3 separate regions of the Homo sapiens genome follow, and regions 1 and 2 are each linked to region 3. Evidence: chromatin loops called from intact Hi-C (ENCODE). Cell type or tissue: PC-9. All regions are shown on one strand. Each heading gives the region's core, and the rest is flanking DNA. Links, peaks and the distances in the headings are about the cores only.

Region 1 (5,918 bases), core at 594-4,593, 78 kb after region 3:
CACCATATTGGTGGACAAACTTGCAAAAAGAAAAAATATGCAACTTCCTCTTAAATATATTGACCTCCATCTATACCAGAATGCTTTATTTTCTGCATATCTAATGATATCTGTTAAACAATCATCTGTTTTTTCAGAGGAGGAAGAAAAGGGCTGCTCTATTCATGAGCTGGGTGAACAGTTTAAAGCATTCACTAGAAAAATGAAGAAAATTAACACAATTTGACAAGCTGTAGGAACTTTCATGCGATGTGACATTTTAAACCAGTTCAGTAAGGAAAATACATAATTATTCCTCATAACTGTCACATGAATATAGCAGCCACTCTAAATGCTGGTGAAGAAAATCAATCTGAGAGCAAACAAGATCCATCAAACTGCTTGCATAATTCAATGGCCTGTAGAAAAAAGTATTCTTCCCTTTTGACTCAAATATTAAAGGAATTGTGCTTTCTACCTTATTATCTCTTCTCCATCCTCCTCTCCCTATTTCTAGCTTACCTGCACTAACACACATACACACACACACACACACACATTCACTCCCTCATCTGGTTTCAATAACTCACAATGATAATAGTCACAGTTGATTTCAACAATTCATAAGCTAGAGTGCTCCACCTAGATCTATTGTTTTCAATAAAAGCAGCAGAATATTGACATACATTATTTATTTATAATAATTATAGTTATTATATTCTGTAATTTATGCATTGTTGTGGAGCATTTATTATGTTTGATTCTATCATCACAATTCTCTATTTGCTATTACTCAAATTTGCTTAATGTTGTACTAATTTCTCCTTGGCATGTAATATTTATGTATCTTTCTATGAAGTCTGTCAGTTCTTTTTGTCTCTTGGGTAGTATCATTTCTTCCAACAAGGACCATTGCTTTATTTAATGAGTCTGTTTTTTGAAGAGCATAAACTACTGCCCTTGAATGTACTATACCCTAAATCTGTTTTTATGTTCTCATAGTTTAAAATTCATGATATACACAGTGAGTGTATTACATTTTCTACATGTGGATTAGGGGTGATCCAGCCATCATCTAGTTTATTTGGCAGCCTCTAGTTTTTTCCCCCTGAAAATCACAACCATATTGTTATCCATGATCTAATAATGTTATTACTATCACAAATCTAATCATGTTATTACTATCTTCATAAATTAAAAAAAACTCTCCATAACCCAAGGGCATTTCTCAAAATTTTATCTACCTGATGTTATCTATATTGCTTCTAAAATAAATAAAACAAATCAGATAACATTTTAAAAAGTAAACAGATTTCAAGATCAAACACATTGTGAAATATTCATATTATCACTCCCTCTTATAATTTTATTATATTATAACAATTTCTATAATAAAAACAAAATTCTGCTTAATTTGGATTAACTCAGCATTTCCCAAAGTTGACTACACACACACACACACACACACACACACACAAACACACACACCACAAATACACATATTTCAATGGTGGTGGGAATATTTCTTAAAATTTCATGAGCCTCTATTTTTGTGGAAATGATGAATCTACAGTAAGCAAATCCACAGTCTTCTGCATGACACAAGAGGCCTTGCCCAGTGGGGCCACTGCCCACTTCTCTCCCTGCATTGCCATGATGTGCCAACGAATGATGTGCCAATCATTCATTGCACTCTGGGGTCCAGCCATTTATAACAAATTGCAGTTTCCCCAAGAGGCAAGTGTTTCCACAACTCTTTGCATTCACATATACTTTAGTCTCTCTTGGGAAAGTTCTTTGTCTCCTTGCCTATCAAACTAACTTCTCATCATTCTTGCTTCCATTTTGAAAAATAACTTTTTTGTGACAGCTTCCCTGACCCCTTATACCATAAAACCTATTTATATAAAATTAGCTTTTCCAAAGTGTTGTATGAGGTATGATTCTAGTTGGTACTCAAATGAAGAATTTTTTATGTTAATAGTTATGTATTTATTTTAGCATGTATTAAAAACATACTGGTTTTCTATCATAATGATTAAAATTAGCTTGTGTAATACATTGAGTTTATCTTAAGAAGTAAGCCAACTTAAATAGAAATTTAAAATAAAAACAGCTTATTTGGATATGGCAAAATAGCATGTAAATGATCATCACTAACTGATTACATTATTAACACTTATCAACTGATTCAAAATTGCAGGGCCCATGATGAACATCAGAGGGCGCCAAATCATAAACACTTTAAGACATAAGCATGTTAAAGATGACTTTATTTCAATGGTAAATTCAATGATGATAATAGCTATCATTTCTTGATTAGCTATTTTGTTTTAAGCACTTTGTTAGGCAATTTACATATATAAACTCATTTTCTTCTCACAATATTTATTAAAAGTAACTATTATTATCTCCATTCTATAAATGAGATTATTTCAGATAATAACAATGTTTCATTGTTTTGTTTTTGTTTCGATTTGTTTTTTGCATTTAACATTGTTCAATGCACTGTGCTAAGACATCGACGTAAATGACCTCAGTTATAATCTGCAGTAACCCTGTGAGTTATGGTATATTGCATTCCTTGTTTGTAGATGAAGACACTGAAGCTTAGAGAGATGAATTAATTTGCTCAAAAGTACATGGTAAGGCAGTTATTCATGGAGATAATTATGTCTGAAGCTAAATCCTCATATTTTACTAAGGCAAATGACCTTTCAAGGATCTCAGAATAAATTCTCTCCCTTTATCTCTTTCTGCATCTTCATGTGCATTAAATACATAACATCTGAGGGTGACATCAGCAAGATGGCCAATTAGAGTTACCTGGATTTCATCCTCCCCACAGAAAGGAAAAAAACAATGAATAAACAACTATATTTCAACTAGAGTGACTGAGGAAGAAAGCTGAGAGCACCAGGGGAACAGCAACAACTCTGTGGAGTACAAAAACCCAGAAGAGTACCATAGAGAGGAAAGCAAGGCATCCTCCCTCTGCCACACTGTCTGCCACACTGTCTCCCACACAGAGATCAACTGGGAGTCAGAGGGAACTTCTTTCTACAAGGAAAAGGTGAGCTGGAGAACCCTAGTGGCCTCCATTGCTTCCACATATGCTCACAGTCCTTGCTACAGGAGAGCACCTCAGTTCTCACAGGCTCTGAATCAAGTCTGCAGTGTAGCTGGGAGTCTGCGCAGCTGCACTATTTCATAGTAAGACCCTTCTTGAGCATGCCCCTCCACCACAACCTACACTGTTATAGTTTGGTGCCATCTTGAAACTGGGACTACTATTAGAGTGTGTCCTGCTCTATGGTCACTAGCAACTGATTCCATTGCTGAGGCCCTGCTGTTGTGCCACTGTGTTCACACAAGGGCCTGCAACACCATGGTTCCAGCTGTCTAGAGTACAAACCAGATGGAATGGCCAAGAACCCAGCATATGAACCCATACAGCATATCACCCCCTCCAGAGAACAGGTGGAACTGCATACAGGAGAAGCTGCTGAACAGCCTATCAGCCACTAGGCCTGCACACACCCACACTGCACAGCTAGCAGATCCAGCAAGCTTTGTGGGCTCCCACCTGGCCTGACAGCTGGTCCTGTGGCAGCCTGACCTGCAGGATATACTGCTGCATCCTGCCCAGCTCCACTGTGCCCATGAATACCCATGCACAGCCTGACAACTGGTTCTGCAGTAACCTCATCCCTCTGGACAAGCTACCACAGAGCTACCTGGTCTTGAATGCACCCAATGCACCCACTAGCACCCCTACCTGGCCTCTTACCGCAGGTCTGGGAGTAACCCTGCCCCCTGAACAGACCACTGCATAACCGCCTGGCCCCATTGAACCCATGAGTGCCCATGCCTGGCCTCTGACGGCCAGCCAAGCAGCTGCCACTGCTTCCTCAAAGAGCCCACTGAACTACCTGTCAATCCTCCACAAATATATTTTTCTGGCTCAACATCCAGCCTGGTGCCCCCATCTTCAGCAAAACCACACCATCACAAACACCAGCAGCCTAGGCCATTGAGGCAATCACAGACATATCTGACAAGGATTACAATGGAAGAAACTACACAGAGACCACACTCCCGAGTTCACGCAGAACCAAATCCAACTCTACAGCCAACCAGCATCCTAAAACCCACTTAAAGGAAAAAGTTTCTCACTCAAAAGCTACTTCAAAAAACTGGAAAAAGTGACTTTTATAGTAGATTTGCAGATATCAATATAGAAACACAAGAAACATGAAAAAGGAAGAAAATATGACACTCCCAAAACTCAAATAGGCCTCAAGTAACAGATCCCAAAGAAAAAGACATTTATGAAATATCTGAGAAGGGATTCAAAATAATCTTAAGGAAACTCAGTAAGATAGAAGAGAACACAGGCACACAATTCAATGGAATTAAGAAAACAATTTATGGCCAGGTGCAGTGGCTCATGTCTGTAATCCCCATACTTTGGGAAGCTGAGGCAGGTGGATAACTTGAGGTCAGGAGTTTGAGTCAGGCTTGGCCAACATGGTGAAACCCCACCTCTACTAAAAATACAAAAATTAGCCAGATGTGGTGGCACATGCCTGTAATCCCAGCTACTTGGGAGCTGAGGCAGAAGAACTGCTTGAACCTGGGAGGCAGAGGTTGCAGTAAGCCAAGATCACACCAATGCACTCCAGCCTGGGTGACAGAGTGAGGCACAGTCTCAAAAAAATTTTTATGATCTGAAAGAGAAATCCAACAAAGAGATAAATATGAAAAAGAATCAAACAAGTCTTGGAGCTAAATAATTCAATAAATGAATAAAAAATATAATCGAGAGCTTCAACAACAGGTTAGATCAAGAAGGAGACATACTTTTTGAACTTGAAGACAGACCTTTTGAAATAAGCCAGTCAGTGGACAAAAAAAAAGTAAAGAAGAGTGAATAAAGTCTATGAGACTTACGACACATCATTAACTGCACAAATATTTGCATTATAGATACGCCAAGGAAGAAGAGATGGAGAAAGGCACAAAATCCTGTTTAAAGAAATAATAACTGAAAACTTCTCCCAAGTATTGGAAAAGATATGGACATCCAGATTCAGGAAGCTCAAGAGTTTCCAAATAGATTCAACCCAAAAAGATCCTCTCCAAGGCACATTATAGTGAAACAAAGACAAAGAGCAAATTCTAAAAGCTGCAGGAGAAAAATGTCAAGTCACATATAAGGGAATCCCCATGAGACTATCAGCAGATTTCTTAGCAGAAACCTTGTAGGTCAAGAGAGAATGAGTCATATTTTCAAAGTGCTGAAAGAAAAAAAGAAAGTCAGCCAGTAACACTACGTCCAGAAAAGAAGAGGGAACTCATCACCACTAGACCAGTGTCTTAGTCCATTTGCATTGCCATAAAGAAATACCTGGGGCTGGGTAATTTGTAGAGAAAAGGGTTTATTTGTCTCAGAGCTCTGCAGACTATACAAGAAGTGTGGTGCCAGAATCTGCTTCTGGTAAGGGATTCAGGGAGCTTCCACTCAGGGCAGAAGGTGAAGGGAAGTTAGTGTGTTACATGATGAGGGTGGGACCAAGAGAGAAGAGAAGGTGCCAGATGGTTTTTGACAATTAGATCTCCTGAAAACTAAGAGTGACAACTCGCTCATTATTGGGGAAATGGCATCAAGCCATTCATAAAAGATCCAGCCCCATGACCTAAACACCTCCCACAAGGCCCCACATCCAACATTGGGGATCAAATTTCAACAGGATATGTGGAGGGGAAAAATATCCAAAATATGTCAACCAGACTTACAAAAAATTCTTAACAGAGTGTTACAACTAAAGTGAAACAACAATAATCACTGTCATAAAACCTAAAAGTATAAAACTCAGGACTAGGATAAACTCATAAATCAAACTCAGATTACCCCAGTTATGTAATGGTGCTATGTA
Region 2 (5,918 bases), core at 594-4,593, 750 kb before region 3:
AGTAAAGTATTTACATTCACAAAATTAGAAGAGATCATCCAGGGGGTAAGTAGAAGTAGAAAAGAGAAAAATTCCAAGGACCAAGCTTGGAGCAGTCTAGCATTGTGAAATCGGATAAATGACAAATAATGAGACGTGAATGAGAAAAAGTGTCCTATGACACAGGAGAACAAGGAGAGAATGGTGTCCTGAAGGCAAAGCAAAGAGTGTTTCAAATAGGAAGGCGTGATCAACTATGCCAAAGGCCAGTAATAGCATGAGAAAGAGGAAGACTCAGAATTGACCTAAGGTCATTGGAAAAGCTGATAAAAGCAGTTTTAGTGTTAGAGGTGGGAAGAAAGGCTGATTCCTGTTGGTTTAAGAGAGAATGATAAAAAAGGAATTTAAGTCAGTAAGTTAATAACCAAAGAGATTATTCATAGGAAAAAAGAGAAGTTATGTAAAAAATATCAGAGACTATGAGCTACACTGATAAAGGCCAGAAGAGGTAGAGATACCGGAGTGGCTGAGCAAAGTGACTGTTACCAACTCAAAGTAAATAAATTTCTTTCATGTTAAGTTGCTCAGGTGTCTCCATTCCTTGAAACCTCAGGAAACTCAACTAACTTACCATTCTTTCCCCACCAGCTTTCTAACTCTACCTCTATCACATTTTAAAAATTTTATACACTTGCTTCAGTTTGCAAGCTGTGTATCCTGGTATGTTAAATGGATTGTTAAATTATTCCATTATTATATGCTGTTTAAATCCTATACATAGGATGATGCTTTCTAGATGTTCCTGTCAGCTCCCAATACTTATTTGAATGTAAATTCCCTGTGGGTGGGACGTGGTCTTGTTTATCAAAACATCCAGCCTGGTATCTGGCACACAGTAGGCTGTGGAAAAACATTAATTGTGGGAATGGATAGATGGATTGTACATATTTAAAAATGTACAGTGAAATCTGATTTTCTCAATGGCATCACTAATGGCATAGCTACTGGTATTGTCCTTTCAAATTCAACTTTTCTTTTTGTGGGTTTTTATTTCTCTCCGTGATGCTAAATGCATAATACTCTTTTTATTGCTGCTTCAAATACCAGTTAATATCAGTATTCTGGGTGGAGCTGTTCCTGGCAGGCTGTCATGAACCTAAGAGGCTGCCTTGGCACAGAGGCCCAACCTAACTGATGACCAATCCTTTCTCAAGAGCATTCCAGGGCATCTTCTCTCAGCAGGAAACTGCTGGCTGGGCCGTACCCTTAGAAAGGGATAGTGGACCCTTCTAGTACAAGAAATTAGCTCATAAAGACAGTTGTGACAACTGGCCACCATTTCAGGGGGCAAAAAAAATTATATCTCTTCTTTATACCATGCACTCAGATATACTTCTGTTGAAATTAACTATTTAAATGCAACAACTGAAACCAAAGAACTGTTACGGGTTTCTTTAAGATGTGGGTGAATATTTACTTTGCCTTGGGGGTGGCAAGGAAAGGGCCTAAGTGCTCAAAATGGATTCCATTAAATAAATTACTGATTGATGTAAAATAAGATTTTTTAAAGTATGTAAAAGTGCCAAAAACTGCATTGAAAGAAAAGTGGAAATTTGAGTGAAAATATTTGCATCATGCGTGAAAAATAGTATTAATAAACTTATCTAGGAAGAGTTCTTACAAAACAATGAGAAAGAATTGAGGCCAGCACAGTGGCTCACACCTGCAATCCCAGCACTTTGGGAGGTCGAGGCAGGTGGATCACTTGAAGCCAGTAGTTTGAGACCAGCCTGGGCAACATGGTGAAATCCTATCTGTACTAAAAATACAAAAATTAGCTGGACATGGTGGTGCACGCCTATAGTCCCAATTACTCAGGTAGCTGAGGCAGGAGAATCGCGTGAACCCACAAGGCAGAGGCTGCACTGAGCTGAGATCATGCCACTGCACTCCAGCCTGGGCTACAGGGCAAGATCCTATCTCAAAAAAAAAAAAAAAAAAAAAAAAAAAAAAAAACAGTTGAAAACCCTAGCAGAAAAATAAGCAGCTTTTATGAAAGTAATTAATTAAAAGAAAAAGTACCATTTAAAAATGTGAAGAAAATATTCATCCTTACTAGAAATTGAAGAAGTCTACGTTAAATAACAGTGAAATAAGCCTTTCCCCAATTAAATTGGCAAAGATTCCTTTATGCAATAGCATTTGTATTGCGAGGGCACAGGAAAATAAACACTCTCCTACACAACTGACATGATGCACTCTACATTTCTGATAACGTAAAGAAAGAGTTTCAGGAGGGAGGATAGGAGACCATTTATGGGAATTACAGAGCTCTATGAGGGTTAGAGAGCTGGAAATAAGGGGTGCCCTGGGACTCTGATGCTTCCCGTGTAATTCACATGAGCAAGGATAAAGGGCGTAATGGGAAAATTGAAGCTCTCAGAAGAGAACTTCAACTGACTCCCTCCAAAATGATGACTCATATACTTGGCCTTCCTGACTGATACCAAAGATAAACAGTCTGTGCTCATATCAAAACTAATTCCTCCACTTACATGCTAGATCCCATTCCTTCTTGCTCACGCAAGAACACCACTTCAGAAATTCCCCTTATGTCTTACATCATGTATTTTATTATCTTTACTGGATCATTCTATCCACTTACAAACATGCTATAATTTCTTCCACTCTAGAAAAATGAAATGAAACTTTCTTTTGAGCCTACTTTTCCCACCAGGACCTGTCCCATGTATTTGTTGCTCTTAGCAGGAAATCTTGAAATAAGTGTCCATACTAGCTCTCTCCAATTTCTTTCCTCCCGTTCTCTTGTAAACCTTCTCTTCTTTCAAGCTTTTCTCTCCACACACACTGCTCTTGGGTGACCTCCACATTGCCAAATTCAATGGCAATTCTCAGTCCTTTTCTTATCTGATTAGCAGCATTTGGCACATTTTAATAATCCCTGTCTCCTTAATACACCTTCTTCATATGTTTCCAGGTCACTGCATTCTCTTGTTTTCCTTTTTTCCTCTTAAGTTCTTTCCCTTCCCTTTGTATCTCCCCTCTAAACTCTTAGTGTTGGAATGGTCCAAGGCTCAGTTCTTGGTCTTCTTCTCTATCTACAATTGCTCCCTTGATTTTATCCAGTCTCACTGCTCTAAATATCTATAGGCCCATGGCCTACACTTGTAACTCTTCATGCTTTTCTTCAAGTCACAATCCAACTACATGCTTGATATTTCCATTCAGGTGTCCGATAGATTGAACTGCTGATTTTTTTTTTTCCTAGAAATCTCTTTTATGCACAGACTTCCAATGTTGGCTGATGACAACTTAATCTTTGCAGCTCTAGAGCCTTTGACTCCTCTGCTCAAAATTCCATTCTTATCAGCAGGTTGATTAAGTAACTTGTGCAATGTCATCCTATTAGTCAGTGACAGAGCTGGAACCCAGAGCCAGGCAGTCTAATGGGAGCTTGAATATGTTAAATAGGTTACAAAAGAGTATGGCTAGTATGATTCCATGTTTATTAAATATAATTAAGGATTTATAAGAAAATGCCTGAAAAAATAGATTCACTCTTGGTCTGTGGATGGACATATTATGGCTGGATGTTTTTCCTTCCCTTTTATCTCTACATTTTATTTATTCAACAATACTTTTGTCATAAGTAAAACATCCTGATCAACTTTTTTTAAGATTCAGGATTCCAGATGAACTTCATTTCCTCTAATAATTCTCTGCTTTATAAATAACCCTCTTCCATATATTTTTGAATTGTTCATGACATGTCAGAAGATATAGGGCATTTTCATGCAGATTTCATGGTATTTCTGGCAGAGGTGGACTATTGAGCTGCTATGACCATATGCATGATACAGTGTCATGTTTCTTTCCATTTTATACTGAGGATATGGAAAGTGTGTTTGTGGGTTTGTCCTAATCTGATAAAATATCATCTTGACAATAGGTATATCGTTTTCTGCATCCAAAATAGAAATTTCCTGAGCATGAATACAAAGACTATTCCTGTCTTATATTTAGTAAATACCAATAAATTTTTGCTCTTTCACCACTGTCTGAAGAATATTAGATTTTTCCAAAGGTAAAAGAATAACAAGCATGAAAACATTTCTCCCTCCTTAAGAAAAATAATAAAAGAAATACTTAAGGCTAAGGTGGCTGTTGCCTGGTACTAAATGCTGCGTGTATATTGGCCTCCATCCGTTGCAAGGATTGTGAAATGTCTGGGCAAAATAAGGGGAGGAAGTAGTGCTTGTGTGTGGGAAAAGAGAAATTTCCAGTTTCTGATTACTGAACTACCGTACAGCTCTCTTTGAACAAATACTGGCCGGTGGCCCAAAGTCCCAACTGTAGCTCTTTGAGCTTTGCTAAAGGACATTAAGGGAAGTCCTGATCTGTTGTTAAGTGGAAACAGTGTAAATTATTTCTAATGGAAAGAATGACAAAAGCAAAACTTCCCCATCCCTGCTATTTCCTTGATAAATTGCTTTGTTTACTCGTCTACAGGATGTAATGCAGACATTTCTGTTTTTTATAATCTTTCTTAAAAACCATGTCCTTAAACAAAGCATTGAAAATAATCTCTTCTTTTTTTTTTAAATCAGGAACAAGGCTACACCTGGACTTTGTATTTTTGATAAAGAATTCAGCATAAACAAAGTTGGGTGTGACTAACACCATCATATTTCTAACTTACTTTCATCTGGCATTTTACAATTTTCTAAGACACTTTCATATGCACAAATTGATTTTCATGTCAACTGAGAGAAAAGGATATTATTATCCCTATTTTAGAAATGGAGAAAATAGGACACAGGAAGATGAATTTACTTGGTGGATGATAGATGGGTCTGTCTTGCAGGCCTTTTAGTAGCACAGTGAGGCATTTCTTATCTCCTCCAAAGCAGTACGAAACAGCTACCATGTAAATCAGCATAACTCTGACATCCTGAAGTTAATGTCAATTTTCTTGTCAAGCTCACACCTATATTTCCTCATCATCTCAAGGCCAATGTATCTTATCCACACCACTAACTCTTGTTCTTATTAGTTACCCTCGAGGTAAAAATTTCTCTTTACTCATACCCAAACTTTCCCATGCTTCTTTTCCCCAAACTTTTTTCACTGCTAACCTCCTTTGAAGCTCTTTCCACTGTAAGAAACACAATTTCTTTGTACTTACTCAAACCTATATCCTCAACCTCTTAGCAGAGCGAAATCTTCACCTTCTTTCCTTAACTGAAACTTGGATTTCCTGCAAGAATATTATTTCCCTTGAGCTTTGACAAGCAAAAACTGCTTATTCTCTCTTCCCAACACACTGAGAGATTTGGAAGCAGGGCTGGCATTCTCCTAGCTTCTAAATGCCAGCTCCAGGTGATTCCATTCCTACCCAAGTGCAATGGTGCGATCTCAGCTCACTGCAACCTCCACCTCTTCGGTTCAAGCAATTCTTCTGCCTCATCCTCCCAAGTAGCCGGTATTACAAGCGTGCGCCATCAAGCCTGGCTAATTTTGTATTTTTGGTAGAGACAGAGTTTCATCAGGTGGGCCAGGGTTGTCTTGAACTCCTGACCTCAGGTGATCCACCCACCTCGGCTTCCCAAAGTACTGGGATTACAGGCATGAGCCACAGTGCCCAGCCCTCTGCCCTCTTTGGAGTCTCGTGCTATAGCATGGAACATAATCACCTTCATCTACCTGCTTCTAGATCACTCCTAGATTCACAGAGAACTTCAGCACCTGGCTAACAAACACTGCCAAGCTCCTGCCGTTATCTTAGACAACTTCACTGTCCATGACTCACCGCTTCTCAAACTCCTGGATTTCAATGCCCTTTGCCTCTATTCCTCTTTAACACAACTCACCCCTGTGGCAAATCCAAACTTTATAATCACTGAGATTATCTGGAAACC
Region 3 (5,918 bases), core at 665-4,664:
AGATTCTGACCCTTTTGATTATTTTAGGTTGACACCAACTAACTATAAATAAGAAAAGAAAACATTAAATGCTTTAACCAAGGTTTAAACTACGTGCTATTAACACAAATAAGGAATATTTAATTCCAATAGCTGACACCAAAGATCTTCATAGAGGTAATATTGTCTGAGTTTGGTCTTACAAAGTAGGAAGATTTCATTCTCGTTTCGGCAGCACATATATTAAAATAAGATTTAGACAGAGGTAGAGAGGGCATCTTATATGGAAGATCATTGGCAAAGTATCAGGTACATTGAAAGAACCAAGAGCTGCTTGATTGCCTGGGGTCAGGGTTCCAGGGGAACCTAAGGATAGTATGAAATACGCCAAAAAGGACATTTGGTCCAGATCATAGAGGACGTTGAATTCCATGGTAAGGAGTCTGGAAGCAGTAGAGAAGCACAGATTTTTGAGCAGAAGAATGATGGGATAAGAGATGTGTTTAAGGAAGAAAACACTACTTTCTTGGTGCTGCGATGTATTTCATGAATGACCTGAGGGGTTGTTGAGTTATAAACGGCCTTAACCTTTAAACAGAAAGCTCAGTAATGCTGAGACTGTAGAGTTAATGGTGAGTTAATGGTTCTTCTGGATCTTAGCCTGCTGTCAGCTGGCATTTCTAATTTATTGCAAACTAGACGCTTCCAAAGGAAATGGAAAAAGTCACACCTAAAACTAATCCTATAATTAAGTAAAACAAAAACAAAAACTCAAAATCCACAAGTAGTTCCAGTCCACTACTATTAGAAACTAAAAAGCATGGGGCCTTGTCCTTTTATCAGCCTTTTGTTTTTTTAGAAAAAAAAAAAAAAAAAAAACTATTCAGAAGACTTTTCCACAAAATTCTCTATTTATCTGAATCATTATGATTGAAGAGACTTGATCTATAAATTGAACCATCAGTGTTAGCCTCAAGAAAAGCAAAAACCCACTGGGTTGTGAGCTCCTTGAAGCCCCGGGCCAGGGCTTCATGACCACCAAAGCCCCAGCTCACTCTGCAAGGCTCCTAGCAGTTGCTCAGTGAAAACCAGTTGCATAATGAATGTATAACAGCTTGCACTCTTACCAACACTGATGCTGGAATTGGGAGAGGAGGACATATATACACACATGAATTAATATATTTGTTTTTCATATATTTTTAAAATATATGCATATATTTTTCATCTGTATGTGTGTTGCATAGGTATCTTTTCATGTATATATTTTCATATTTGTAACAGGCATATGTTTTCCATATATATGGCTATTTTCTGCCCTTCCTCAGCACCCACAGCAGTGTGGTGGCCTGTGAAGTTCTGCCATCACAGAGAGAGCACCAAAGGCAATAATTCACAGAAAAGCTGCTTGGGACTTTTGCAACCATTCTTGAGTCTACTGGTTCTCAGCTATTTTCCCATCCCAATACTCCTGAAGGCTATGGCACACCCATGAGGAACAGTGACTCAGTGTGACAGCAACGGACACACCTCACCCCACCCTACCCAGAAAGCATATCAGAAGAGGGAGAAGGAAAGGATGAGGGAAAGGAAAGGAGAACATAAACATAAGCAGTTTGAACAAAAAAGCCCCGAAGTCCTTCTGCTATACCCCACCAGGGACAGGTCTTAGCCACAGCCTCCATCCCCCCAACTTGAAAATCAAGTATCATTTAAGTGGTTGGCTTTCAGAGTTAGAGGGGCCTGAATCTAGTCCTAGCAACACAATTATCAGCAGAGTGATCCCAGTCATCACAGTTAGCTTCTCTATGCTTCACTTTCCTCATCTGCAAAAGAAAGATAATAGTAACTATCTCAAATAGCTACTTGGAGGATTAAATGAGACTAAATTGTATAAGCTGTTGGGCACAATGCTTAACACATAAGGATAATAAATAGATGTTAGCAATGATTATTATCAACAACCAGCCCTTATAATTAAATGTTTGCCATGGAGGACATGGATGCTAATCAAAGCTTCCAAGAAATCAGGTGGGACATTTGTGATAGATCCAGCTGTCACTGGGCTTTATCAACAAGGTATATGTGCAAGTCAGGTGCAGATGTGAGACAGGTGAGTCCATATGGGTCCATCTGGGTGCAGACTCAGGCCCGCCACCAAAGCCGACCGTATGCAGCAAAGTGCTTGGTTGGTATTTGGAACCACGACTAATGTTCCCTTTTCTTTCTTGGTTCTTATTAATTCAGAAAAGCGGGCTCAGCCCTAGTTGGAAAGTCAACAAAGGGAACAAAAAACTGATGCTGGTTTTCTTAGGAATGAAGATGGGGCTCTCTGTTAAGGTGCTACTTCCTGCCTCAGGACTTGCGGGCAGATAAAATCAAGGGCTCTCTGGCAACAGCACAACCCCTGGTGGCCAGATGATGTCACTGCAGGTTTTTCTCCATTAAAAGAACATAGTATGAATGAGTCACATCACAGCTGCAACTCTGTTTCTCCTCCCCTGCATAGACTATGCTCTAAGCTACCAGCAAGTACATTCGGGGATCCTGCTGAGGCAACACCAGATAAAAAAAAAAAAAAGATTTTTTTTGTTGTTGTTCTCAAAATTCTGATTGCTGCAGATTGAACCCAAAGAACTTTATTCTGCTCAGGTCAGCCGGGTTCTGAAACTCTTGGCATTAAAAGCAGAGTGGGTGACAATCATAAACCTACAGTTAAATGTCTAGTGTCCTGAGTGCCAGGCTCATCAGGAAAACAAAAATTTCCACTTGTAGTCAAAGCCAACCTCAGCCCCTCCCACTATTCTCCTACAACAAAGGCCCTAAGGGAACAGTGAGGAAAGAACGTGGCTTTCTTCCCCCCTGGCATGCTACAGAAGCTATCGTGAAAGCTGGTGACTATTTAGTAGATATGTCAGGGTCCTTCATTCATAATTTTGTTCAAATCTTTTGATTCTACTTAGATTCTGCTTTAGAATAGCAAAGTCCATATGCTATTACACAGTATGAATACTGGCTCTTTTTCATTTCTTCTTGAACTTACCTTGTTAAAAAATAATAATAGCTTGTAATGACAAGGTATGTCAGTGCCCAATGAACAGAAGGGAGGGGGAGAAAAAACAGAGGTATCTGAAGGCCACTGAGGATAGGGAGACATTCCACAGTTGTTCACTTCTTCCTTCACTCCCAGCTCTCTCTCTCCTCAGATGATAGGGAGGTAAACATGCTTAGAGTTCATTTGGTCTTACACTCAGAATGTCTGCACCCTGTTTCTCTATTTTGATGAACTATATGCCAGGATAGCCAGCCAAGTAGAAAACACTGCCGTTCTTGCACATCTACAATGCTGCACAAGTAACATTTCACAATGGGTAGGTTCCTCTGCACTGTTTCAGTTAGAAGAAAGAACACAATTCACCCAATTTTAAACACATCATTATCCCTTCACCATTTCCTTTCAAAATCAAAGAAAAGGAATTAAGTCCATATTTTGATGGGAGCTGGAAAAAAACGTTTGGACTCTCCCTTCTTCATTTAGAAAAGGAAAAGCTGCCCCCTTTCACAGAAACACATCAAGCAAGTGGACAATGAGCGACATACAGGTGCAAATGCCAAAGGACAATTTGTTCTTCTGCAAAATCATTCAGCAGGAAATTGGGCTAAGAGTATTACTGAGAATAAAGAAAGCGTGGCTGGAACAAAATAAACAACAACGCAACTCCACAGCAAGAAAAGAAAACCCAAGATCAGCAAGGAATGATTCCATGTAAGAGAGAAATGTTAACTGTAGTTGTGAGGACAAGTGAATTTAAAATCATATTAAGATTCCACATAATGTTACACGATATACAAATCACTATAGTTAATATGTAGAGTCAAGACAACAAGAGTAGATGGTGCCATTGTTACCTTGATGTAGCAACAGAGAATGATATATTCAGTACAACATACTCTAAAGCAGGGGTCCCCAACCCCTGGGCTACATACAGGCGGTTAGGAACAAGGCCGCACAGCAGGAGGTGAGTGGCAGGCAAGCCAGCAAGGCTTCATCTGTATTTACAGTGGCTCCCCATTGCTTGCATTACAGCCTGAGCTCTGCCACCTGTGGGATCAGTGGCAGCATTTGATTCTCAAAGGAGTGCGAACCCTATTGTAAACTGCACATTGAGGGATCTAGGTTGTTCACTCCCTATGAAAATCTAATGCCTGATGGTGTCACTGTCTTCCATCACCCTCAGATGAGACCATCTAGATGCAGAAAAACAAGCTCAGGACTCCCACTGACTACATTAGGGTAAGTGGCATAATTATTTCATTATATATTACAATATAATAATAATAGAAATAAAGTGCTCAGTAAATGTAATGTTTTTGAGTCATCCCAAAACCATCCCCCAACCTTCGTCTGTGGAAAAACTGTCTTCCAGGAAACCAGTCCCTGGTACCCAAAAGGTTAGGGACTGCTGCTGTAAAGCGTGCTGGGACAGTCTTCATGGCTCTGAGTCTCATGGGTTCCCGTTATCAGTTTGGTTGTTGCAGTGACTCCCACAAGCTACCAACTTCAGTACTGTTTTCAGAAAAAAATGACCTAGAACCTAACAGAAAATGGACCACCAGGGACAACGGTCGGCTTCATTTGGGTCTGGTCACAAAATTGGGGTCATATTTTGACAGTCCTACAAACTAAGAATTCCTGCCATTCACAAAGTCACAGCTGGTAGAAATTCTTCAAATTATGATCAATATAGTTCACAGAAACTATTTCCAGTGGCACTTTTAGTTACTTTGAAGTTGTCTTCAGCCATAGAAAGACATGGCAAATGTCTTAGAAGCAGATAGCTATATCTATACTTCCTTCTGTCCTAACCACCACCGACACCCCAATGTTGGTAGAGAATTCTAGTAAAGAAAGGAAAGTGGAAAGGTGAGTTTTAGGGTTACCTATAATTTGACTTTCTGTGTCTCAAAGTACCCTTTTTTGTTATGTGTTTTGTCAAACCTAAGTTATTATTGCTATTGCTTTTACTTTATATTCTTCTCTGTGTAGTGCATACTAAACAAACCTTAAAACACAAGTGGCTCAATTTACTTCAAATATTCATGTAAAATAAAATCGAGTTCCTTCAGTATCAGATTTGGAACTACTTCAGAGTGAAAAGGAAATAACAATGAGAATAGTGAAAGGAGGCTCATGGAAAAGTACCAAGCAGAGAGAGGTTGCCAACCTTTCCCCATGTGATGAACTCTCTTTTGACAACACCCACACAATCAAAGGCATCAATGTTAATCATTCAGAAAAATAAGTTAGGTTAAAAAAATTAAGTAAATGACAGGATAGAAAAGCCTTTGTTTTCCTAGTGAATATCTAAAAATGTGTCTTATACACATCTTAAATTAGGTATATTGTAAAAGAGGCCACAGGCAGAGTCCAGTTTCCACTGGCTTTTTGAAATTCTTTGCTCCCAAATCCAGTTAGATATAACACACATCATTTTACTTTGTAGTCAAAGTATGAGCCAGATTTTCAAACACTTCCACTTTAAATGCCTGTACATAAGTCACCTCTGTTCTTATGACCCACACAAATCCTGTATTTAGAATAGTGTACAACTGATCTCTACTGATTATGAAGAATTAAGTAGTCAATATGCCCAACTGGGGTTATTATTATAAAAGAATATACTTAAGTGTTGCTTAGTTTCATATGGAAATTCTTTTTCCAACTTTAGCTTATTCTTTTAAAGCCTAAATGGGAGAGGAATCCAAGAAAGCTTAGGGCAGAGTTGAAATCAACTGAGATGCCTTCTATTTATACCAAGATGACCAGTCTTCTCATGACAGTCCCAACTGTAGGAGAAAAATCGTTAGCTAAGGCATCTACCACAGCAGTTAAAATTTATTTGCCTCTAGCTTAAGCTAATTCTCTAAAAGTATTGCAA

Evidence for each region. Hi-C counts contacts between places; a loop is a spot of excess contacts. Peaks named below come from ENCODE experiments on the same cell type or tissue, not always from the same donor. Only the 100,000 strongest peaks of a DNase experiment are listed, where the experiment ranks them.
Region 1: a loop joins it to region 3, with 5 times the contacts of the local background. A loop is called at or near these places in 1 of 110 quality-filtered maps.
Region 2: it touches region 3 in a loop (2.7-fold over the local background); 1 of 110 quality-filtered maps calls a loop at or near these places.

Annotation. Positions count from the first base shown.
Region 1 is chr6:125,110,729-125,116,646 of GRCh38, reverse strand. No RefSeq gene overlaps it. Among named protein-coding and RNA genes, the nearest start is that of TPD52L1, 40 kb to the left of the region's middle. In PC-9, for the core only: CTCF peaks have their summits at 1,984 and 2,183 (motif pointing right); a DNase peak (open chromatin) is centred at 2,196.
Region 2 is chr6:125,943,031-125,948,948 of GRCh38, reverse strand. No RefSeq gene overlaps it. Among named protein-coding and RNA genes, the nearest start is that of HINT3, 11 kb to the left of the region's middle. RefSeq lists enhancers at 2,312-2,606, 2,257-2,751. In PC-9, for the core only: no CTCF peak of the experiment used is centred there; DNase peaks (open chromatin) are centred at 2,488 and 3,378; H3K4me3 peaks cover 837 bases; H3K27ac peaks cover 4,000 bases.
Region 3 is chr6:125,188,964-125,194,881 of GRCh38, reverse strand. All of the region lies in intron 1 of TPD52L1 (TPD52 like 1), which reads right to left. LOC100126584 (a long non-coding RNA gene) reads left to right here. Exons shown (of 4, transcript NR_149043.1): 2 at 4,218-4,273. Among named protein-coding and RNA genes, the nearest start is that of TPD52L1, 38 kb to the right of the region's middle. In PC-9, for the core only: CTCF peaks have their summits at 2,145 and 2,347 (motif pointing left); DNase peaks (open chromatin) are centred at 1,471 and 2,411; H3K27ac peaks cover 2,863 bases.